Linked DNA regions of Mus musculus: regions 1 and 2 are each linked to region 3. A link is a loop called in an ENCODE intact Hi-C map of the cell type or tissue named here. Cell type or tissue: left cerebral cortex. All regions are shown on one strand. Region 1 overlaps Sntg2 (syntrophin, gamma 2). Region 2 overlaps Sntg2 (syntrophin, gamma 2). Region 3 has its middle 9.6 kb from the start of Gm15691.

Region 1 (8,000 bases), 130 kb after region 3:
GCCGAAGCTCTCCTGGACCTCTGATGTTTTAACTAAGGTGCTTCTCTTCCTAAGAGAAGGATCTCATACTGCAAGACTAGCTTCTACCTTCCTTTACAGAAGGCCCCACCCACATTCCTCTCTTAGTCTCTGGTCCATTCCTTTCAGAAACTGCTCCTGTACTGGTGCTCAGGATCCGGAACCAACCAGAGTGCCAGGGGAGGGTGACCCAGGAAAGGGGACAGGAGAATTCACTTTGAAATGACAAAGAAGCTGAGATGCTGGTACATGGAAAGGGAGAGCCAGCTGGACAATAGAATCCCACGAAGTCATACTAGCCAGAGAGAGAAAAGACACAGGTATGGGGTCTCTTGCACTTAAAAGTTGTCCTCCACCTCCTTATACCTGTGACCCAAAGGTTCTCTCTTTTTTCTTGCCAATGTACGATCCTCCTTTTGCATGCAGGTGAAGCTTGGCATTGATTTTGCCTGCGTGAAGGAATTGCTTTGATTTCTCTCTCTCTCTCTCTCTCTCTCTCTCTCTCTCTCTCTCTCTCTCTCTCTCTCTCTCCCTCTTTCCCTCTCTCCCTCTCTCTCTTTCTTGAATAAAGAAGAAGACTTTGCAGACACTTAGAGTTCTCCTCATACTGCTAAAGGGACTTCGTAGTGGAACTCTATACTTGCTACATAGGTACCCTATCCTGGTTGTTTGTTGGATCCTTGAGTTGAGTTACCTAGCTGCTTCTCTGGATGTCAACCCACCTGTGCGTTTTCTGCACACCATGAAATGATACTCAGGATGTTTTATTACTTATGATTTTTTTCTCCATAAGAGAGGAAGTCCATGGAACATTCTTGAACAAACACAATGTTCTTGCAAGCTTACCGAAACTCTACTTCAATATATATGTATACTGTATATGCTCCTGATCATAATCATCTTCTCAGGGGTGTAAGAGGAGGGACAAAGTCACAGAGCCCCACATCCTGGATGCTTCTGCAGCTGTGCTTTCTGTACAAAAGCTGAAAATTGCTTTACAAATTCCTACGGTTTGCTCAATAACAGCATGGCGAACTAGAAGAAGCAGCCAGATGGCCACTGGTATTGAGACACACATCTCAAAGCAGCCTTGGTATTTCCTGGCATGGTAATTTGAAGCCACATCAAAAATTTTTTTGAAAAGACTATCTACCACAAGAGAAGTCACTCCATGCAAAATCTCAGCCAAGAGTGTTCCTATGCAGGAATGGAGTATAAGCTTCTGAAGCAGGAGGCAGGCTTGATCCAGATACAAAAACTGAACATTGCATAGAACATCCTTGGTTCCAGGGTGGAGGGTGAGGTGGGGGAAGTCATGGTACCTGCTGGTCCGCTTATATCCTAAGCAGATGCTGCCAGCAGAAGCATCCTGAACTACCCCCTTTGCAAGAGTTGTTAGCCAAAGCCATGTTTGGCCTTTTGGGACAGGACATTCACAGTGATTCCAGTGTTGTCTCTGTACCCGCCACTACCTGCTGGCCCCTTTAGCTTGTGTCACAGGTGGTGTAGGCTGCCAACTCCCACCTGCGGAGGAAGAGAATCTGTTCAATAGAGTAGGAAGTCATACCGCAGGGATACAACAGCCGCCTCCAAATTTGTCTGACAGGCCTGAGGTATATTTAATAAAGATAATTCTTTTTAAAACAAGTTTGGAGAAAAGCCAAGACAGCCATATAGAGTCTGTAACTATAGACTGTTGCTGCTCTTCTCGAATGTCAGCTGGGCTGTCTTGTCTAGGAGTGACATATGTGCTGTTTTGGTTTTGTTTTTTTTTAACATATTTGACATTTTGAGAATGGGGGCTTCCAGATGGTCACTGGCCACAAGTGTAATGGAGCCAGGAGAAGCCCAGGTTAGGATGAAAACCTTCCGATAAATAAAAGGTATTTCTACATTTAATCAGTGGGGCCCCAGTGCAGTGTCTGAGTAATAAAGAAGGCGAATCTGGAAAGAAGCCCTGACCAGTGACCCGGTCCCTTCTCACCCATGCCAGGCTGGGTTGGAACGGAGTTGATGGTGAATGTCTGTGATACAGAGATACCACCTTGCAATTCTGTTTCTGGTTCCTGCATTTCCTGGCTGGGCAGTCAGGTAGTGAGCGGCCAGGGCTAACCCCCTCCAATGCTTTTAACATTCATTACTAGCTCTAATGTCAACAGTATGATTGTCTTTAAATTACTAATGGCTTGCCACATGGCTAGTACATTGTCTGAGAATTTACTCCTTGAGTCTGATGCAGTTTTGATCAAATATAGGGAAGGGCTGAGCTGGGCAAGCAGGAGACTGTGTAATTTCCCTATCTGTGAAACTGTAACCCCACTGTGGCTCCCTTAGCATCCCTGTGTAATTAATTAAGATAGATGAGGACAGGAATCAGGGGACAGACACTGGAGCAACATCACCATGAGATGGATATTATCCCTTTATCAACGTAGCTTTGGCAAATCAATAACAATGCCTCAGCTCAAAATTGCAATATAAAGTAAGATAAAAGTCAGAGACCACCATTCCAGTTTTAAAATGAGGAAATGGAGCTCAAAACAATCTTTTCAAGTGACAAGGCCAGTTAGTTGCAGAAATGTCACTTGATGTCAGGGATCCAAGAAGCCCCATAGGGCTTCCCTGTGCCTCCTGCTAGAGTTTTAGGAAATTGGTACAATAGTGTTATATGTTATGTTGCAAGCTGTCTGAGAATGAGAGTTGCCCCAAACAATCCTGCATCACCAGGATTCCCGAGGTTCCCTGAAGGACAGAACTTCAGCCTTTTCCAATTTCCCTATTCTATAGCTGTCTTTGTCCTGGCTATACCTTGAAGGTGAGTAGTGCTGTTGAAGGGATATCCAGACAAACCAGCTGCCATCAAACTGGAAGAACATGGCCAGTAACCCCATAGTAATGGTATCAAGGAATGGAGTATGGTGTATGGAAGAGAAGGTAATTTTGAAGGTACCTTCTTCCCTTGTGTATCAATCCTCGAATAACGCATTTTTTTTTGCATTTGTGCAGGGGTGGGGGTGGAAACATTCCATAAAAGGGCAGGAACTAAGGACCAAAAGCAAAAAGCAGATGGTATCTATGGGCCTGTGCATGGGTATCATTAGGGAGAAGCTATGCAGAATAGGTTCTGAGAGATCCTTACACAAGACAGCACAAACACCACTCTAAGGACAGCCCTCAGGAAGTACAGGGAGCTATGGATGGAGGGTGTGTAGGAGGCAGAGACATGTCTGTGGGGTAAGGACATGAGACAGAATGAGAGAGAAAAGAAGGCCTATAGAAAGAAATTCCTTTCAGGAAAGGACAAGAATCTGTGAGAAAAGATGAGGGCTTGAGTGAGGGTAGAAGGGAAGGCAATGTCAGCTCTGAGAGGTGCAGATATAGGCAGGTTTAGGACTGCTCTTCTTGTCACAACTGGGATAAAAGATCCCCCAAAGACCCCAAAGCATCAGGACTGCACCAGTGAGGGGTGTGCTCTCCAGGAATGGTGAAGTAACCTGTGTGTGTGTGTGTGTGTGTGTGTGAGAGAGAGAGAGAGAGAGAGAGAGAGAGAGAGGGAGGGGGGAGGGGGAGAGGGGAGGGGGAGGGGGGGACACGGGGAGGGGGGAGGGGGAGGGAGACGGGGAGGGAGAGGGAGAGACAGAAAGACAGAGTCTGGGGCTGGAGTGGACTGATGGAGAGTGTAAGAATAAATTGTTCTCCTCAAAGGAGGTGCCTCTTCTCATTTTTTTTTGGAATTTACTTGTATCAGGGAGACTGACTGTGATTTCGCTTTCTGAGTCTTAGCCACATGTGGTTCACTGAAACATGAAAATACAAGAAATTTCCAGAAGTCAGCAATTTGTAAGTTTTAAGTTGCCCACTAATTTGTGCAGCTTGATGGAACCATATACTATCTTTCTTTTCTACTGGGGATGCAAGACATCCTTTTGCCCAGCGTGTGCACACTGTAGATACTGCCTGCTGCTAGTCACTTAGAGCCATCTGTTATCATACCAACTGTCTTGGTACCACAACAACCCTTACTCGACTTAATGATGACCCTAAAGTAGAATACTGATATCGACAATTCAGATTTGTCAGTAAGAAGTCATAAACTGCTTCCCTTAAGCAAAAAGTTAGGACTATCATAAACTTGTACAGGAATATGTATAAGGCATACACTGGAGAAAACATAGATGCCAAGGTTTCAGTGTTAAATTAATTACACTTTAAAATCCTTGTGGCAAAGGATCTAAAGGGACTTAAGGGAGGAAAATTTACTTTGGCTACAGATTTCAAGAGATTGCCATTCATCATGGAAGGTATCAGGTAGGAGCTGCTCTTGGTGGTGGGAGTATATGGGGCATGTGGTGGCAGCACCTCATATCTTAATAGATCAAGAAGCAGAGACCTCAAGCTAGGAACAGAAGCAGATATATAGCCTTTAAGCCCTACCCCAGACAGCTCATGTCTGCTAGCTGGAGCCCGGTACTAAAGTTTCTACAACGTCTAGAGTCAGCAATAGCAGCTGAGGACCAAGAGTTCAAACACGTGGGGGGGATATCTCAGATTCAACTCCAACAGGTGTTAACTGTGACTTCTGGTAGCCACTGGGTCAGGGATGTGTAAGAACATGCCTTCTGGAAATGGAAACCCTGTCATATCTTCTAGCATGTCCCTATTCTGTTGCTTGAAGAAACACCTTGACCAAGGCAACCCTTATAAAAGAAGGCATTTAACTGGAGGCTTTCTTACAGTTTCAAAGGCTTAGTCTATTAGCATCATGGCAGGGAGCATAGGAGCTTGCATGGTGATGGAGAACAAGCTGAGAGCTTGATCTGCAGGGAGGCGAGAGTGACTGGGTTTTGCAGGGGCTTCTGAAACCTCAAAGGTCACCCCCAGGAACACACTTCCTCCAAAATAGCCATACTACTTAATCCCTCTAATTCTTTCAAACAGTTCAACTCCCTGGTGACTAAGCATTCAAATATATGGGCATAGGTGCCATACTTATTCAAACCACCACAATATTTGGCAGGATTTGAAGGCAAATATTTTAAAATGTCACCCTCAAAATTGGCGTTGTAATCTGTAGGCTGTGGTCTGTGTTAGGTGATGAATTTGTCTGTTTTCTCTGACTCACATGATGTTTTTCAAAGAAGAATTCATTTTTTAAGTTTTTTAAAAATTATGTGTATGGTCTGTGCCAAGTATGTACATGTGACTACAGGTGCCAGTGGAAGCCAAAACATGCCATCAGATCCAACTAGACTTGCGTTCCAGGCATTGCAAGCTGAAAGCCATGGGTCCTGGCAACTGAACTTGGCTCTTCTACAAGAGCTCTGTGAGCTTTTCGCCACCAAACCATCTCTCAAACACCTCTGGTTCACATCCTTAGTCTTTCTCCTTCAGTAAATAACAGAATTACAAACTAATGCGTTTTATTGACATTGGTAGGAATTTTTTTTTTTTAAGACAAACATGACTTCTCCAAGTAACCTTGATTCTGTCACGTTGGGTGTTTCCGCATATTCTAAGATGAACGAGAACCTTTGGCAAAGCTGTTTTAACTAATACAGTTTTTGTAATTTGCACTGGCTCCAGGGTATCTCACACACATACCGAGAGCAAAAGAAGCTGGGAATGAAGAAAGTCTGTGTGGTTTCGCTTTTTTTTTTTCCTGTGCTAGTAAATATTTCATTCGGAAATTTCCATGTTCTGACGAAGATAAATAACCCTACACATTTTATTCAACCGAGGTCAATATCTTGAAGGACAGTATAGAATTTCCCTCATTTTTAATTTAATGTCGAGGGGTGAAATATTGATAGTGATGCCTTGGAAAGATACCTTCAGGTTACTCTGGTGAACAAATAATTTACAAATGCACAAAGCTGGCACTGGCTCATACCACTCTGGGCTTTGCCACTTGGAGAATCATCAACCTCTGCAGGGCTACCCAGTGCAACCTCCTGGCTTTTCTTCCTGTCCCAGCGAGGACGGAGGATTGCTTTCATCTCTCCTTTTAGGGGGGCATACCCATCCTTGTGCTTCTGTTTCCCCCCTTTAAAAACACCGTGCTCCAATTCACCTTTCATTCTATCACTAACGTGAGCTCTGTCTTTGAACCCACATCTTCAGCCTTCACTCATCTCCAGGGGCAGTGAATAACGAGCGTACACTCACATTCAAAAACATAGATGGAAACTGGGCCCAGCTGGCTCTGCTTGTAGAATCTGTTATTTCATAAACTATAATTAGAAACAAAGTGATTAATGAAATGGACAGGGAGTAGAAGAGACAATCTAGGCAGTTCCCTTGCATAGAGGAAAAAGCAAATTTACAGCACATGTCTGAAGGGGCAGCTAGACCAGCTACGCTTCAGGGTGTCCAACACTCTCATGGTGCTTGCCTTTGGGGACAGTGTCTTTTCATATGTGGAGATAATCCTTTGACATAGATCCAGTAACTCAATTAGCTTTCTAGATATCTTCTATTTCCTCATCTCTGTGCTGGTTCAGCCCAGGATCATGTCCCAGGAGGTGGGGGTCCCCTGCCTTTCCCCAAATCTAAGTGGCACCTGGAAAGTGGTATCTGTGCTGTAGAAGAGACCCAAGACATAGGATGTGACTAAGGGACCTCTTGAGGGGAGGGGCTTTCTGATCATCTAATTGGATAGCATTTACTTGTCACTAATAAAATCCTTAAATTTCAATTAAAACAAATTTTAAACAGACACTACAATTTATTATTATCTTCAAAAATCTCATAACTCATTAAAAAAAGAGAATCATTTCCCGAGGATGGGGTGAGCTTGCTCTGAAGCTCACTGGATGTGTATCGTCCCGAGTTTATCTGATGGTGATGGTTACAAGCACATCCCATGTCTGACCACAGGTAGAAGCTTCTGGAGAAGCCTGCTGAGATGACGGAAACGGTGCTATTAGCTGAGACTCCATGCTCACCCAAAAGTCATGTTATAGCCTAATCCCCAGTGATAAGGGACTTTTTGGAGATGGTGGGGTCACATGAGTGGAGACCATATTATGGGTTTGTATTCTTGTTTAAAAGCTCCTCCCACTAAGGAAGAAGAAGGTACAGAGAAGGTGACATTTGTGAACCAGGAATCCTCAGATGCCAGAAACCAGATCTGGCTGGACCTCAAACCCAAGCTACATACTGGCATCCACCAGTATCCACCTGTCTCACTCTAGAAAGAACATCCCAGTGTCTAATTATGCTCGTTTTTCCTGCCTTGGAGTCTTTTTCTTCCTTCCTCTAGCCTAAAGGCAGTTAGCAGCAAAAGCTTCGGAGATCATTTTTGGAGGACAGGCATCTCACGTGCTTGCCTCTCTTCAGGGTCAGCTTGTTTAGGAAGCTTAGGATGCTAGCTGCCAGAGAGCCTCAGAAACTAGCTCCAGCCCACATCCTAGATGAATAACTGTATCATCAAGTTACCACTTGATACAGAGTGTCTTCTGATGGAAGAAGAGTTACACACTTGCTTAGAGATTACATTTAGCTACCTGTTTCTGTCAATAGGGTAGCTCTAATTCTGTGGTCAGCCAGGACACTCAATTCTAATTCCAAAACAGACAGGAAACACTCAAAACAAAACAAAGCCAAAGAAAGCCACCTGCTATCGTGTGCTGGCTAAGCTGTGTGAGCAAGCTTTCATGGGAGCAGACTCACATGACTCTGAGGAACATTGGAACCAAGCACTGCTCCTGAGGGGTATTGTGTCCCTGTCTCTACTCTTCCTGCAGCCGAGGTCATTCAGCTGTCCTTGGTTCCTCTTCATGAGCAATGTAACAACCTGCAAGATGGCTGGAATGGGTCATCCACTCCACTTTGCTTCTGCTGACTTCAGTGTGATTGACGAAGCAGCATCAGTAATCCATGCCTGGCATTGGTCTCTGTGGGGAGACTTGAGAGCAGAGTTCTGTTTGCTGTCTGCTCCTAGCTCACAGCTGCTCACACCCAGTTCTCTTCTCTGCATCGGA
Region 2 (8,000 bases), 150 kb after region 3:
TGCCTCCTGGTTGATCACCCCATCATGGCTACATCATCCTATCATTCAGTCTTGGGATCCCAAGAACCAACAGGATGACACAGGCAGCACTGCCTTCCACCACAAACCCGTGAAGCCCTTGCTGAGGTGCCTCAGAGGTAAGATGTAATCTCAGTCCTTAGGAGGCTGAGATGGGAATGCAACAAGAAGTTTGAAGCTAATCTGGTTCACAGAGTGAGCTTCAAACCAGCAAGGGCTACCAAGGGAGACCCTGCCTCACAAAACAAGAAATTGCAATCTTTGTTGTCCTAGAAAAATACCAACGGGGGTTAGCAATGTTTTAGCAACCTTCAGGTTGTTTCTATTGCAAACATCATTTTCTAAATGAACAAAGTAGTTTCAGTGTTAGGCAGACAAGGAATGGAAAGTCTCAAAAAACGGTTCTGTCCCTCTAGACGGCAAGCTGCGTGCCATGCCTCATACTGGCGTCGTCGCGGTTCCTTGTGAGACTCTTCATAGTGAACAGAGGACATGGATTAACAGAAAAGTCTCACAGCTCTTGCTGCTTTTATGTGTCTAGACATCTGGACTCCACAGTAACTTGAGAACTATCCACTCCACCTTTGCATTTCCTCCGTGCTGAGGCTGAGCCTCTGCCTGCTCTGGCAGATCTGAGTGCCAGGCTGTTTTCAGAGCAGAAATTAAGAGAACATGAAAAACCTCACCCCAGTCACAGCATAAGGCCACCAGTTTCACCATGTAGCCCTTATTTGGGGTGACAGAAGAAACTGATGCTTCTCCTGTTTTGGGATGTGTTGCAAAATATCCAGGCCCTATGATGAATGGGGTGGTCAGCAGGCTTATTCCGGAATTTTTCACTTGAGCCTTATGTCCTCAGCATGGTGATGCCATAGCACCTTGGCATCTTTGACACTTATTTAGCTTGTTGTCTTTAATGACTCATGGTCATTCGTCTCAATTTTCAAAGTTCTAAGCTTTCCTTCATGAACCTAAAATGTTATCTTTTATTTAAAAGAAAACTATTTCAGAAAACCATGAAAACTTTTTCTGCCTGTGGTCTAAGTAAGCTACTTAGTCTCCAAATGCTGAGCCCTTCTTAAATATGCACTTGATCCTCTGTACACAGATCTGGGTTTGCAAGCTGGGAACTCAGAGCCCAGATTGGTTGCTTAGAGATCATGCCACAAATAGTGCTCATTTAAGTTCAGACATCAGGAGATGGATTTGAAAGGGCATTGAGTCCTGCTGGAGTAATAAAGGCTGGGGACATCTCAACACTCAGCTCTCAGTCATGGAGCAAGAAGGCACCTTTGTCCTTTGTGTGGTTTTAGCAACCAAATCTAGCTCTTTCCCTACCTTCATTACCATGACAAGACCAGAACATCAGTCAGCATCAAGTTACAGAGCAAAAACTGTTATGTTGACCAGTGTTCTCATGCCAGCTAGCTTGTGGACATGTCAGGTCCAGGGATGGGCCTATATACCTAGAATGGTGTTCTAGATTATTCTAATTTTGATGCCTTTAAAATGTCATTCTAGAAATGTACAAATGTTCTATGGTCTTCTCATTTAGTATCCGGGTAGGGAACATGCTTGGCTATGTTTCCTGCCCTTCCTAATTACTCCTTATGCTGGTGAAATAGCTGGTAAGAATAGACTGATGGCCGGAGACAACGGCTTGTCTCTCCCTGGTAAGAGAAGTGAGTGTTACAGAATTGAGCCATTAGTGTATGAGGGATGTCCATATAAATATTCACTAAACCACAAACAGTTATCAGAATCCTAGCATGGTGTGTGTGCTACTAAGGATAGAACTTAAGGCCTTGTGTATGCTATCATACTCTCCCACCAAATCATATTCCACCCTCAAATTGTGTTTTCTTAGGCCTTTGATATGGAGAGCTACTGCTAAGTCATAGATTTAGCTGTGTCTCAGCAATGATACACAAATGGACTGGTTCAACACTGTGCCTTCAAAGGGTCTCCTTATCACATTCTCTCTCTGTCTCTCTCGTCTCTGTCTTTGTTTCTCTGTCTCTGTCTCTCTGTCTCTGTCTCTCTCTCTCATTCTCTGTATGTAGGCATGCATGTGGAAGCCAGATGGTTAACCTCAGTTGTTTCTCAGGTACCACCCACTTTTTTTTTTCTTTGAGACAGGCCTGCCATTAGGTTGGAACTTACTCAATAGGTAAGGCTGGTTGCCAATAAGCTCCCAGGATTGACCTGTCTTTACCTCCTCTGGATTCCTTAGGTGGGTTCTGGGGCTGGACCCCATGCTTGCAAGGTCAGCACTGTATTGACTGAGCTATCTCTGACCCCATCCTTATCCATGGTATTTTGAGTAAGAGGCAGCCTACTTTGTCTAGCCCAAGGAGGCAGTAACTGGCTTGACATGAATTCTAATGTTTAATGGTCAAGGTTCAGACTGATTAGATAGTCTGTCACCAGGGAGTCCAGTCCCCAAGGGCTCATAGCAGTCATGTGCCACATTATGAAACAAATGATACCATTTAAAACCTTTGAAAGGCTAATTTTCAGGGAAAGATGCTAGATTAAATGTTAAGACCTGTCGTCAGAGCCCCATTTGAGACCTACCATGGGAAGTAAGGACATTGCCTGGTAAAAAAGAGGACAAGGGAGCAGGAAGGGGTTTCAAAGGAAGATGGCTGATGCACGACTTAGTTGATATTGTGTACTGTGGGTTCAACCCTCACACAAGAGCAAGGGGCCATGCAACTGTGAGGTCAAACATGTTGCTTGTAGCCTGTGCAGACCAGCTCAGAACTTCCCCCAGATCCTACAGAAACAGGAAGGGAGCTCCAGAACACTAGACCCCACTTCCATGTCATTAGGAACCGGAGTTCATATCAAGCTCTTCCCTTGCAGTGTTGCTGCCCCTGGCTGCACACGAGTCAGTGGGTAGACATGCTAAGATTCTCACATATGGCCTCTTGAAGACTCTTATGTGTACTGTTCTAGTCCCTGGAGTGACAGGAAGACTGGCTGACCATGAGTAAGCCAGAGACAGAAGCACAAGTAGACCGGCAGTGGAATCTCTAGCAGGCAGTGCTGTGCTGTGCTTTGCTCTTCCTAGGTTAGGGCCTTGACCAGGATCTATTCCGGGATATTGCCAAGTGCAGCACCAAAGACACACATAGAATCCTGAGGACTGTGTGGAGATAGACCATGCAAACCTGCCCTTAAGGTGGAATCCTAAAGGTCTTAGATTTGGTGTCCTGAAGTGCAAGACTGCGTGTCAGAGATGAAGAAGCAGAAACTACGTAGAAGTTCTGCACTTCTTCCTCCACGGTAGATGCTGTAACACCATATGCATCCCAGAAGGACACACTTGGCAAGAGCATTCAGGTCTGGAGTCTGGATCAAATTAGTAGCAAGTGTGGGTTCTGTATTGATCTGTGTGAGTACCATGGTCACAGAAGGTAAGGACTCTTGACAAGGATCAAGAAGTCATTTGCTCACCGACCCTGTGCTACAGCATGAATGGCCTTCGATGCTGGATACAGAATTGAAATCCATCCTTGATATTACATTATTTTATGCAACTGCATTTTATTATTACTACAATCATCATGTGAGTCCATGGGGAAAACATCATGATAATTTCACTTTGAGGAAGTGAAGTGACAATGTTTGTAGTGAGTTTTCAGGTACCAGGGACAAAAGCAGGTTCCTTTTCTGTCTCAGGATTTCTCTACCTCTGAACACAGGCTGCTTGAATATTCTGTATAATGCTCTATCCTGTTCATGGCAGGTGCTAAGCAGCAATTTGGGCCCCCATAATGGACATCCCGAAGTGGCAGAGTACCCTACCCTTCCAGGTACTAGTGAGGAAAAACCGTCTTCAGTTATCTCCATATGTCCCCTAGAGGGCAGACTTGTCCTGGCTGAGATCTTTGTTCTGGAAAAAGGAAGGGCACAGGGAAGAGTTCTAGACAAAGTTGCTGTCTGGGAGTACTTATCAACTGGTTGAGAGACTGGGTCACAAAAGAGCATAGCCTAAGAGGCTCAGATATGGCAGTTTGGAAACAGCTATGAGAAAAAGACTGCTCATTTTTAGAAGCCTTTGATGAGCCTTCACTTCTTCATTGTGGGCTCTGGAACGAAGGGAGGCCAAAGCTGAGCTGGCACAAGGTATGTGGAAAGCAGGTTTCTAGAAATGTTCGTATGCTTAGTAACAGAAATTCAGATATGACCCAGTAGAATCCATGTGTATGAATGAGCTCAAGCCTGAGGCCCCAAAGACCAGACCACATTGCCATCATCCATGTCCAACGACACATCATCAAACTGAAGCTTTATACAACAAGTGAAACTCCAACAGGTCAGGGCTTCCTAAGTGCTGATCAGCAGCAGCTGATCTGAAGGGAACCAAGCTAGCCCGAATGGACAATAGGGACACCCTTTCTGCTCTATTCTGCAAGAGAAACCACAGGAAGCTGTTTCCTGTGAGAGCCATGGGGTTCTGTAATACAGGGTCCCTTGATCCTGCTCAAGCCACCCACAGAGACCACTCTTCTGCTCTGTGGGTCTGCTGTAGGCTTTTATGCTTTGTCCTTGCTAATAAAAGCCAATGAGATCTCTAAACTAAATCTACTGGCGTCCCGCGTTCACAGCAGCATTCCCCACAGGCACAAACATCACTCATTTGTAATTAGCAAAGTAGGTCTTTATAAATATTATGTGAAAGAGCATTGGCTCTTCACATTGGCAAAGGATTTCCTAACACTTATGTAATTTGGAGAACCCTCAGATGATGATGGAAATAATCCAGTGATTTCTACTGCTCACACAGGCGGCATAATCAATACAGCTGGAATCCAGGACAGCATTTCATTCCTGGATGCATTCTACCAACGTGCGGAGTGTACTCTCCCCAAAACCACTCAGGTTTGAAACTACGGTTCTTTTCATTCTGTTCTAGTGTTGTAGGTTTTTTTCTCTTCAAGGAGATTATGAAAACCCATCCTGTGTTTTCCTCTTTCTCCTTCCCTCCCCGTCTGTCTGTCTCTGAATCATAGCTGCCAAGCACCATTTCACTGGACATTTTGCTGTGTGGGTTCTAGGGCTTGTAAACACCCAGAGACCCCAAACTAGCAAGCAGGAAGGCAGATCATATAGGCAGACCTTCATTTCCAGCACAGCTGGTGGGTGCTGCCTACTCTCACACATATCTGAATAGCTGCAAAGGAACAGGCACAGAGCCGCAGGCATTCCCTGCATCTTACCTTTGTCTTACCGTCAAAGCAGGTGAATCCCAGAGCAAAATCCACCGTGAAGCACAGCGTCTCCCCTTGCCAGCTGCACAGATATGTTTTGGACTAGAAAAGAGTATTAATTTTGAGTGAGAGCTCTGTGATAGTTCTGGTTAGCCATAGCAAGGCAGTTGGCACATTAGCTACTTTTAGCCAAAGGACACTGTTTTCAGTCTGAACTCAGCAACTATGTAGAATAAAAAGGCAGGTTTGGGGGTTGCAGGGAACTGCAGAGACACATGTAGGCACTGGGATCTTCCTTGCTTTCGTTTTTAGACAGACAAAGGATGTCTTTAAAGGCATCAGCTAAACAAAACCAAATCATTGAAACATTCCAACAAATATTTGTTCTTCGTTGTTCTTTTAAAAACACTCACTGGACATCTACGTGCTTCAAGTGTTTCACGGTAGTCTATGGCGTATATAGGGCATGTAGAAAGGAACAGTCCTAAAACTGGTGAAGTTGTTTTTTGTCAACTTCAGTTTGTAGGTAAAGTTACCCCAGTCTACAGATGACCTGATGCCATCATTTCTGTGGGAGAAATCGGGGTGCTTTTCACGGGATAGAGATGAAGGTCTTGCTTAGGGACGATGATGGGGCAGGACTTGGTTTTCTGACTCTCTGACATATGTACTCAACACTGGGAAGTCAGGAGGAGCCCATCTCACGTCTGCACTGCTTCTTATCCCTCTACCCAGGGTGCCCTGGGCATCCTCTGCACAGTTACTGACTCTGCCGCTTAGATCTACTCTATTATATTCTCATCCTAGTAACAAGACAGATGCCTTGAATATCATTAAACCATACCAGGGATCCCTGGGGAGGTTGTCACTACATCTTGGCTCCATTCTCTCCTTCACCTCTTACAATGGGCACAGAGAGCAGGCCCACAAAGAAAGGACCCTGTCCGACATAGCTTTACAACCCTTCGTCTCTTTTAGGCTTCACTCAGCTTCCCAGTACTGCCATGTATTCATATCTGCTTCTTGAAACCATGCACACAGCAGCTGCCCACTGCCCCCTCTTCAGGCTATCAGTGTTTTGATGCTGGTAGGAAATGGAAGTTCTAATAAGGGCTCCAGCTCTTCTCTTAGCTCACCTTCCCTAACTTGACTCAGAGCAGAAGAAGTGCTGGGCTTCCTTTTGCAAGTCCATGGCAATTTACGTTCTCATAGTTTTTAGGACTCACTACATGTCTAGAATGTAAATGTAGCGATTATAAACTGGGAGAAAACATTTCTAGGGGACCACTGCCTTCTTGTATCCCAAGCTCTGATGTCATGAGAAGAGTAGAGCTGTGAACCCCTGGGGATACAGCCTGCTCTTTGGAGGGTAGGCAAACACTGTTGTAGAATGTTACAAGCTCATATGTTTCCCCAGCCCCTCGGGGTCTCAGGAAGGACAGGGGAGAGACACGGAAGGTTTGTGCAGAGACTCATCCCTGTGGAATCTCACAGCAGAGCCAGCCAGTGGTTGCCAGACACACAGCCTCTCCTCATTCAGATCTTCAGAGTCTGGCATGGTGTGTGTGCATATGTGCGTTACATCTCAGTACCTCCATTGTGTTGTATAGTAAATCCTTTTCTTCAATATGTTGGAAAAAACCTCAAGTTGACATCTGTTTCCCAGTCCTTTGAAAAGAGTAGGCTTCATGGGCCAACCAGTGGGAGTAGGATATCAGAGTAGTGGTCATAAACATGACCATGTTAAAGGCACCCTTGTGGGCTATTTACATTTAAAAAATACACAAGCAGCTTAAACATTTGAATGTTACCTAAAGGGAGAATTTTTATGACACATGTTTGGAGTTGTTCAAGATATATAGGCTATAAGAATGACTTGCTGAATAGCTTTAGATCTGCTGGTTAAAGTATGGATAAAAGTTACACACAGAACACTGGCAGGCTGGGCAGAGAACTGCCTTATCTCAAGGGAAGCTGCAGCCTGGCATACAACGGCCCACAAAACAATGCTTCATGGTTGTCTGTGGCAGAGGACACCTAAGAAAGCTCTGTGAATAAATTACTGTGCTCAGGAGAGATGTACTAAGTGCCGCCCACTACAAATGCCCAGACTTTAGAACAAGTTTGCAGAGCATTTTAGAACATATTATATGAAAAGGTCAGAGTGGCCTTAATAATAGCTCAAAGTATATGGCTGTGAAGGTCAGCGTTGGAACAAAAGAAAAGGCAGCAGCAAAGAAGAACCAGTGTTTAAGAAAAACCTCAAAAACCTCAAGCACAGAATCACCTGGAACTTTTTTTTTTTTCCCCCAAGACAAAAACCAAATGAAAAGACTAGTGATCAAAAATGCCTTCTCAACTTTGTTCTGGAGAAAGAGCCTTGTTGTGTAGACACGGTGCAGAGTTAGCCCCGTGCAATGGCTCGCGTCCAAGGACGAGACTATGTGAGAAGAATGAACAGTCTGTCGGGTTTAGTGTGGCTTGCCTGCAATGCTGTTTTTTAGGAGGCTGAGGCAGGAAGACTGTTAGCTTGGGCTAGCTTAGCCCATACAGCCAGACTCCGTCTAAGACAACAATAAACATGAGGATGTTAGTGATGGTTATGATAGAGACATCAACACAAGCAACTTGGAAAAGTCCTGGGCTCACACACAGAAAAGCAAGGAGCAGGTCTGATCACATCCCTTGTCAAGCTTGTTTGTATTTGAGGAGGATGTGGTGTGTAGTGTCCTTTCTGGTGCTGTTTTTCTGCCTCTCCCTAGT
Region 3 (8,000 bases):
TGGGGTGGCAGGGAAAAGCCCTCTCCAACAATTTTCAGTGTTGTTAACATTGAAGGTGTCCCAAGGAGTGGAACAGTTTGTAAGAATGAAGATGTCAGAGTTTAGCACCCCTAGGCTTGCTATAGAGCCACAGAGTTCTGTGATGCCCCTTAGGGCTTTGTTCCTTCACCAGAAGATGAATCTATAAGGACCAAGAGAGCAAGTCTCTGTTGAAGTTCCCACCAACTGACACTGGAGGATCTCAGTGCAGAGGTAGAGGTCATGGTGGCCTGGCTCTGTGAGGGAAATCGTTTACGATCAGAAGGGGCCATAGCTCCTGGATCCTCTGCACCTGGAGCACAATCCTGTTTGGTACTCGTGGCCTCTCAGCTTTGGGGAATTTGAATGACTGAGGCAAGAGGTTAAGCGCTCTCCTCGTGCATCAAGATGGCAGGTGTTCCCAACCATTATCGCCCAGCAAATACCAGTTTTGCATAAGTTTCAGAAACAGATCATCTACAATATTTTGGCATGTCTTATGCTTTTGGAAAATCTTAGTTTAAATAAGTAAAACTGTGTACAGATTATACAAATAAGATGGATATAAAACCAATAATTAGAAAGACAAGCTTGCACACAATCATTACTTGCAAGCACATTTCCTAGCTGAACACGTTCCCGTCAGCCCCCAGCGTTTAGTTCCTTCCACTGGCTTCAATCATAGGAGTGAGAATTAAATTCTGATTTTTACTGCTTCCTGTGGTACAAGCTTCTGGTGTTTTGTGCTCTTTGATCACATGTCCTTGGCCCCATCTGGCCCATGGCCCTTCCTGACCCTACATCTCCTTATCACGGTGGGAGACCCAGAACAGACATATTGTGAAATTTGTTCTCTTAGTAGAATGTTCATAACATTTCTTCCAGAAAATAGTTTGGAACTCATATCCTTCCCTGTCTACCACTTGGTGAATTTTTGAAATATAGCTCACTAAAGTGCTTACTTTACTAAACCCCACGTTACGTGTCGAGGCGAAAAGCTTTACAGAAGATACCTGCAGACACCTGGGCTCTTTGGTGACTTGTGGATGTAGTGATTGATGGTGAGGGAGCCTGTAAGGCCCGCAGCATCTTCATCCTTTTTAGTGACCTTGAGGAACAAACTGAATCGGCTTCAGCAGCCAGTTCCAAGGGGACTCTCTTTGAAAGAAAAAAAGAATCAGACTAGCATATGCGTGCTCTGCCTTGTGACCACTGTTGGCTTTCCACACCACTTCAGATCTACCTTTGAACTCACATGGCCACACGATTCCTCCACAAAGCAGATTCTTTTTGAAGCTGGCCGAGGGTTGAGCTCAGAACTAGGAAGTCTTTATGGTTATCACTGTGTAAGGGACCCTTCCTTCCACTTGAAGTGCTATCCAGTTTGTTAAAGTCATGTAGGCATCTGGCAGTGTCTCAAATTTTCTTTTGATGTGCTTATGCGTTAAGGGCAGGGCACTCATGGTTTACAGTAAACTGAGTCAGAGGAGAGGTGATATAGCCTGTTTCCACATCTGCTCAGGTGGCACCTAAGTGGACCCAGGGCTCACCTAAATTGTTTTCCCTGACATTTGCAGAAGGAACACCAACGCCATCAGTTGAAACAGTTACCCCTAGAGACACAGAATGCACAAAGACTTTCCTTGTCATCCCAGAAGAAAGTGTGACTTTTCTCCTTCCAAATACCTTCACAAAGGGAAGCTTTACTTAAATACTATCAGATATATCCAGCTGTGGTGAATTAAAATCTACAATTATTTGAATAGAGACTTTATTTTTGATAAATTCGTCACTGTAAGGACAGTTAAAGAATGTTCTTTCTCTAAATTAAGCCCCCCCCCCATATTTAAAGAATACTGTCTCGCAGTAACATCTAACATCTAGGGTGTAAGTGGCGTCTCAGAAAATGATAGAGCAAGCTGGGTATAGGGATAATTTTCCAGAGCTAAGTCACAGCAGACACTGTTTTCCCAGTGTCTAAAATGTGTTGTTGGTTGGAGCTGCCAGTGCAGCAGGGTGCTCCTTCCTCACGGATGGCTGCTTAGTCCCAGCCAGCTCAACAATGTGCCATGCTGGGCTTTCTCAGGTGAGGGATTGCCAATTTTGAGGCTGCTCTGAGCTTGCCTAGTGGAACTGCTGCTGGCTCTTGACCTCAGTTTTCCACCTAGGAAAGGGTGGTCATCACATGTCACCAGATGAGCCTTCTGCAGTATCTTGAGACCATTGCAGCTGTTGGCCCCTAAACGGTCTCACCATCCCGGCAGCTGAGCTGAGCTTCCTCTCTGCCCTGTAAGTCTATGGTTCTCCTTTGACGCTGCTGATATTAGCTTACAGAAATCAAATCTCTAAGGGCTTCTGATGTCTGAGAAGAATGTGTCCTACTCTGCCGGGTCATCAATAGGAAGGTGTTCACCTCCTTACCCTCCCATCACCCATGTACCCCAAGATTAATGGGCCAGCCATTTGCTGCCTGGCATCACTGCTTAGGAAAACAGGTGCTCTGGGACTAAGGCACCCCTGACCTTGAGGCTCCCACTCCTGAAAACCTGAGGGATCCCACTGTGCTCAGGTTTGCTGACCCAGTTCCTCTCCTGCCCAAGGGTCTGTGGCTTGTGTGTTCCAGGTGGGGACAGCTGGCTCCTTGCAGACTACACCTCTATTTTAGTTCCTTTATGCTCCAATATGGGATACCCTCTAGCTCCCAAGGGGAGACTTACACCAGCTGGCCTAACTGGGCTAAGTCTATTGTCACCCTGGACTCTAATTCTAGAGCAAAGGTGGTGCTGGCTATTGGTGTTGGTATTGAGTGAGTGGGGTCATCTCCAGTGCACCCCACTGCATCCTGTGCTGTTTCTGTGGGGGATGAGGGTAAGGACAAAGGGGTAAGGGCTTCCCACCCAGGGAGAAGAAAGCTCCTTTGCATCAGGTTCGGGCTTTTGGGAGCAGGGAGCCTGTTTCTTCCCATTACTTCCTTGGCACCAGGCTTGTGGCTGCCACTTTTATACTCGGGGACATTTTAGTAAAAAGAAAAGAACACAGCACAATCTTCTACCCGGTCTCGCAGGATAGAGCAGACCATAGAAAGGGGACACAGGAGATCCAGGAGTGCTGTGTGCTGAGTGCTGTGTGCTGAGTGCTGTGTGCTGAGTCTGCGGGGACAAATGAATTGTTGTGAAGCATACCAGAGGGTCCGAGGCGCACTGCTGCTGCTGCCCCTGCATGGGTCAGGCTGGTGGGATGGACACAGGGAGGACAAACTTGTCACAGGGAGGAGGAGGAGGAGGAGGAGGAGGAGGAGGAGGAGGAGGAGGAGGAGGAGGAGAAGGAGGAGGTGGTGGAGGTGGTGGTGGTGGTGGTTAGGAGCAACTTTCCTAGGATGGAAGGCTAGCCGGGCTGAGCATTCAAGTTGCTATGACTGAGCCAGGGAGAGGAGGCTGAGAGGAAAGAAAGAGCCTGTACTGCACTCGCCACGAACTGCAACTCGCAACACCCACAGGTCAAGCGGGGCACCAGAGGTCTACACGTAGTCCCCAGGAACAGGTGGCAGTTATGATGCAGGTGACATTGCTCATGGGGTGGCTGTTTCACAGAACTAGCACCAGGATGATTTTAGTGTTGGGTTCTTGGCCACCTTGTTTTAGTCTCTCCTTTACTCTCAGCCAAACTCAAGGTGACCCCAAAGGAGGCACTTCCTGCTATCATGTAATTCCCTTGCATTTTCATGAACAAACCCGACACGCTGCTCATGCCTAACGGTCTCAATAGTCTACCACTGTCTGACTCCATGCTGGGTTTTCCTCTGTAGCTCTTGATAGTTTATTTCCACTCTTCTTATTGGACCGTAGAAACATACCCAGTGTTCCTGAACCTCTATAGTGTGCAGGAGGGTCATACATTTATTTAAGGCTTTTCCTATTTTAGGGTAGTAGGCCTGCCTGGAGCCACAAGATTTGCTGAAGGCACAGCAGAGAAACACATTCTGTGATTTGGACAACACGCTGGCCAAATACTGTGAAACTAGTGTTGGAGTCGAGGGAAGGGAACTCAGAGCTTACAGCTTCCGGCTTGAAACACTCGAGGATATTTTTGGAGCTTGGAGTCTAGCGTGAGGCAGACGCTGGGCATCTCTGCCATTCCTCGGCCCATCTGCCCCTGCAGGTGCATGGCAGGTGATAGTAGGAAGGAGTGAACAGGTGTGTACTCTCAGCATGTAGCTATGTGACTCTGGGGAAGCCATCAGCACAGCTAAGAGGATGTTGCAACAGCCACACGCAAGAGTCAGCTGTAAACCACGGTCTTCAGTTTCACAGATGAGTAAGAAACTAACCTTGTTTGTACAACTCTAATAACACCAAAAAAAATGAACCAAAATGGATGAAATGAAAAGGCTTCTGTGTGCAAGTCTCAAAACAACTCACTGGGATTTAAGAAAGTAAATGTTCCCAGCAAAGCCAATACAATGGCAAAAAATTCAGCAACTGTGAGATTCCCCTATATCTGACAGCAGGTGGCGCTGTGAGACAATGGACAGAGCAAAAGCCACCTCGCAGAAATCCTGGATGATGTAGTCTACCTATTTGACCTTTGTTCCTTTCCCCTAGACTCACCGCTGTCCTTCACCTTTTGGCCCTGGAAGGCTCTAGGAGTTCTATTCAAATGTCATGGGATAGGAGCAGTCAAGAAGGTACCAAGTTGTCATGGGTTGTAAGCGATGGGATTAAAAGCTACCTGTCAGAGGGAAGGCACTGGGATAATCTCAGTGGGTAAAGAGAGCATCATGGTTTGAAATGTAGGTGTCCCCGAAGGTCAGGCTAAAGGCTTGTGCCCAGGGCAACAGCAATGGGGATGTTGAGAACTTTCATCTTAGTTTTTAAAATTTAGCTTGTAAATGAAGTAGTTTTCTAATTATTTTCCCTTGTTATTAAAAATAGATTATTTTCTCATACACTATGACCAGTTTATAGTTTATAGTTCCATCCCTTTTCTCCTCCCAGTTCCTCTCCACCCCCTCTTCCATTCAGATCCACTTTCTTTCTGTCTCTCATTAGAAAATAGCAGGCTTCTAAGAGATAATAAGAAAACACAACAACATAAAATGAAATATGATAAAAAACCACCATGATGAAGTCGGACAAGACAAATGGACAGAAGGAAAAGAACATGGGAGCAAGCACAGAACTCAGAGACTGCTCATGCAAACACACACACACACACACACACACACACACACACACACACAGAGAGAGAGAGAGAGAGAGAGAGAGAGATCCTATAAAAATGAGAAGTCCCATAAAAATACTTGAAAAAATATTAACTTGAAGTTAGCAATGGTGATAACCTCTGGGAATTCTTTTATTGTTCAGGATTGGTTTTAGCTGTCCTGGCTTTGTTTATTTGTTTGTTTTGATTTTGTTTTTTGTTTTGTTTTTATTTTCCATATGAAACTGAGAATTGTCCTTTCAGATCTTTGAAGAGGTGTGTTGAAACTCTGATGACGACTGCATTGAATCTGTTGATTGCTTTTGGTAAGATGGCCATTTTTACTATGTTAATCCCAGTGGTCCATGAACACGGAAGATCTTTCCATCTTTAGATATCTCCTTCGATTTCTTTCTTCGAAGACTTGAAGTTTTTATCATAAAAGTCTCTCACTTGCTTGGTTAGAGCCACCCCAAGGTATTTTGTATTATTTGTGAATTTGTATTATTTGTGCACAGTTGTGATAGGCATTGTTTTCCTGGTTTCTTTCTCAGACCATTTGCCGTTTGTATGTAGGAGGTATACCGACTTTTGTGCATCAATCTTGTTTCTAGCTACTTTGTTGAATGTGTTTATTAGCTGGAGAAGTTCCCCAGTAGAATTTTAGGGTCACTTCCGTATATCAAATCATCTGAAAATAATGATACTTTGACTTTTTTCCAATTTATATCTCCATGAACTCCTTCAGCTGTGCTATTGCTCTAGCTAAAGTTTCAAATACTATACTAAATAGGCATTCAGAGAGTGTGAAGTCTTGTCTTGTTTATGATTTTAGTGGAAATTTGTTTTGAGTTTCTCCCCATTTAAGTTGATGTTGGCCATGGGCTTGCTGTAAACTGCCTTCGTTATATGCCTTAGACCCCCTAATTTCTCCAAGATTTTTATCATGAATAGTTGTTGGATTTTGTCAAAGGCTTTTTTAAAAATCTAATGAGATAATCATGTGGGGTATTTTTTTTTCAGTTTGTTTATATAGTGGATTACACTTATTGATCTCTAGCATGAAGCTGACTTGATCATGGTGGATAAACCTTGATGTATTCTTGAATTGAGTATTTTAAAATTTATGTTACTGGAAATTCATCTGTATTTCTTTACTGGCTTTTTATAAGGCTTGGGTATCAATGCAACTGTGGTCTCATAAAATGTATTGGGCAATGTTCCTTCTGCTTCTGGTTTGTGTGATAATTTGAGGAGTATTGGTATTAACTCTTCTTTGAACGTCCGGCAGAATTCAGTTCTAAAACCATCTGACCCTGGGTTTTTGTTCTGTTTTGGTTTGTTGTTTTGTTTTGTTTGGGATACATTTAATGACTGCTTTTATTTTACTAGTGGCTATGCATCTGTTTAAATAGCTTGTCTGATCTTAATTTAACTTTGGCAAATAGGACATATCTATAAAATTATCTTGGTTTTTTTTACTTCCTATTTGGTAGAGTAGCTATTTTTAAAGCATGCCCTTATGAGTCTCTGGGTTTCCTTGGTGTTGTTATGCCCCCTTTTCATTTCTGATTCTGCTATTTGGTTGAGAGTTTGTTGATTTCCTTGATTTTATTTTTCAAAGAACCAGCTCTCCGCTTCATTGACTCTTTGCGATCTCTTTGTTTTCATTTATTTATTTCAGCCCCAAGTTAGAATATTCCTTTCTGTCTATTCCCTTTGGGTATAATTATTTCATTTTGTTATAGAGCTTTCAGATATGCTATTAGGTTGCTAGTATGAGCTCTCTCCGTTTGTTTGTTGTTGTTGTTTAATGTAGCTATTTAGTGCTATGAACTTGTCTCTTGGAGCCATCTTCACTGTGTTTCATATCATGTGTATTCATTTTCATTCAATTCAAGAAAGTCTTTAATTTATTTCTGACCTGACCTATTTTTCATTCAATGGAGAGTTGTTTAGTTTCCATGAGTTTGTAAGGTTTCTGTTGTTGATATCCAGCTTTTAATATGTAGTGGTCTGATAAGATACAGGGAGTTATTTCCATTCTCTTGTGTATGTTGAAACTTGCTTTATGGCTGAATATGTGGTCCATTTTTGAGAAAGGTTCATAATGTGCAGAGAAGATGATATATTCTTTTGAGTTCCGGTGAAATGTTCTGTAAATATCTGTTAGATCCATTTGGTTTAGAACACCAATTAGCTCCAGAATTTCTCTGTTTACTTTTTATCTGCATGATCTGATTACTGATGAGAGTCTGGTGTTTAAGTCTCGTATTATCAGTGTGTGAAGTTCAATATGTGATTTAAGTCGAAGCAGTGTTTCTTTTAGAAACTTTGGTGCCCTCGTGTTTGGGGCATAGATGTTAAAAATTGCAATGTCATTCTGGTGGATTTTTCCTTTGAGTATGTTGGTGTCCTTTCCTATCTCTTCCAACTAGTTTGGATTGAAGTCTATTTTGTTAGATATTACAATGGCTCCATCAGCTTGCTTCTTAGGTTTGTTAATATTCTTTGATTTTGTTATTCTCTCCCCATCCTCCCCTCCCCCATGCCCTCCCATCCTCCTGCTGGTCTATACAGTTCACTCCTGTACCATCTAGTCCTCCTGATGGTTCCCATCCTCCCCTCCCCCATCCCCTCCTGTCCTCCTCTCACTCACACCATTCTCTCCTCTCCTGTAACCTTGATTATCCCTTCTCCCTCTTTTCCTCCTCTTCCTCTATAAATATTTCCCCCTTCTAGTTTTAGTAACTACACCCTCCCTGCTTTCATACAGTTGTAAA

Evidence for each region. A loop is a pair of places that touch in the nucleus more often than their neighbours do. Peaks named below come from ENCODE experiments on the same cell type or tissue, not always from the same donor. Only the 100,000 strongest peaks of a DNase experiment are listed, where the experiment ranks them.
Region 1: a loop joins it to region 3, with 2.5 times the contacts of the local background. A loop is called at or near these places in 8 of 42 quality-filtered maps.
Region 2: a loop joins it to region 3, with 3 times the contacts of the local background. A loop is called at or near these places in 12 of 42 quality-filtered maps.

What each region holds. Positions count from the first base shown.
Region 1 is chr12:30,176,625-30,184,624 of GRCm38, forward strand. All of the region lies in intron 16 of Sntg2 (syntrophin, gamma 2), which reads right to left. Among named protein-coding and RNA genes, the nearest start is that of Gm32084, 35 kb to the left of the region's middle. In left cerebral cortex, no CTCF peak of the experiment used is centred here; DNase peaks (open chromatin) are centred at 1,124 and 3,265.
Region 2 is chr12:30,196,029-30,204,028 of GRCm38, forward strand. It overlaps Sntg2 (syntrophin, gamma 2), which reads right to left. Exons shown (of 17, transcript NM_172951.3): 15 at 5,247-5,339. Among named protein-coding and RNA genes, the nearest start is that of Gm32084, 54 kb to the left of the region's middle. In left cerebral cortex, a CTCF peak has its summit at 3,882 (motif pointing right); DNase peaks (open chromatin) are centred at 3,914, 4,599, 5,212, 5,417 and 2 more places; H3K27ac peaks cover 693 bases.
Region 3 is chr12:30,045,861-30,053,860 of GRCm38, forward strand. No RefSeq gene overlaps it. Among named protein-coding and RNA genes, the nearest start is that of Gm15691, 9.6 kb to the right of the region's middle. In left cerebral cortex, a CTCF peak has its summit at 4,519 (motif pointing right); DNase peaks (open chromatin) are centred at 4,135 and 4,521.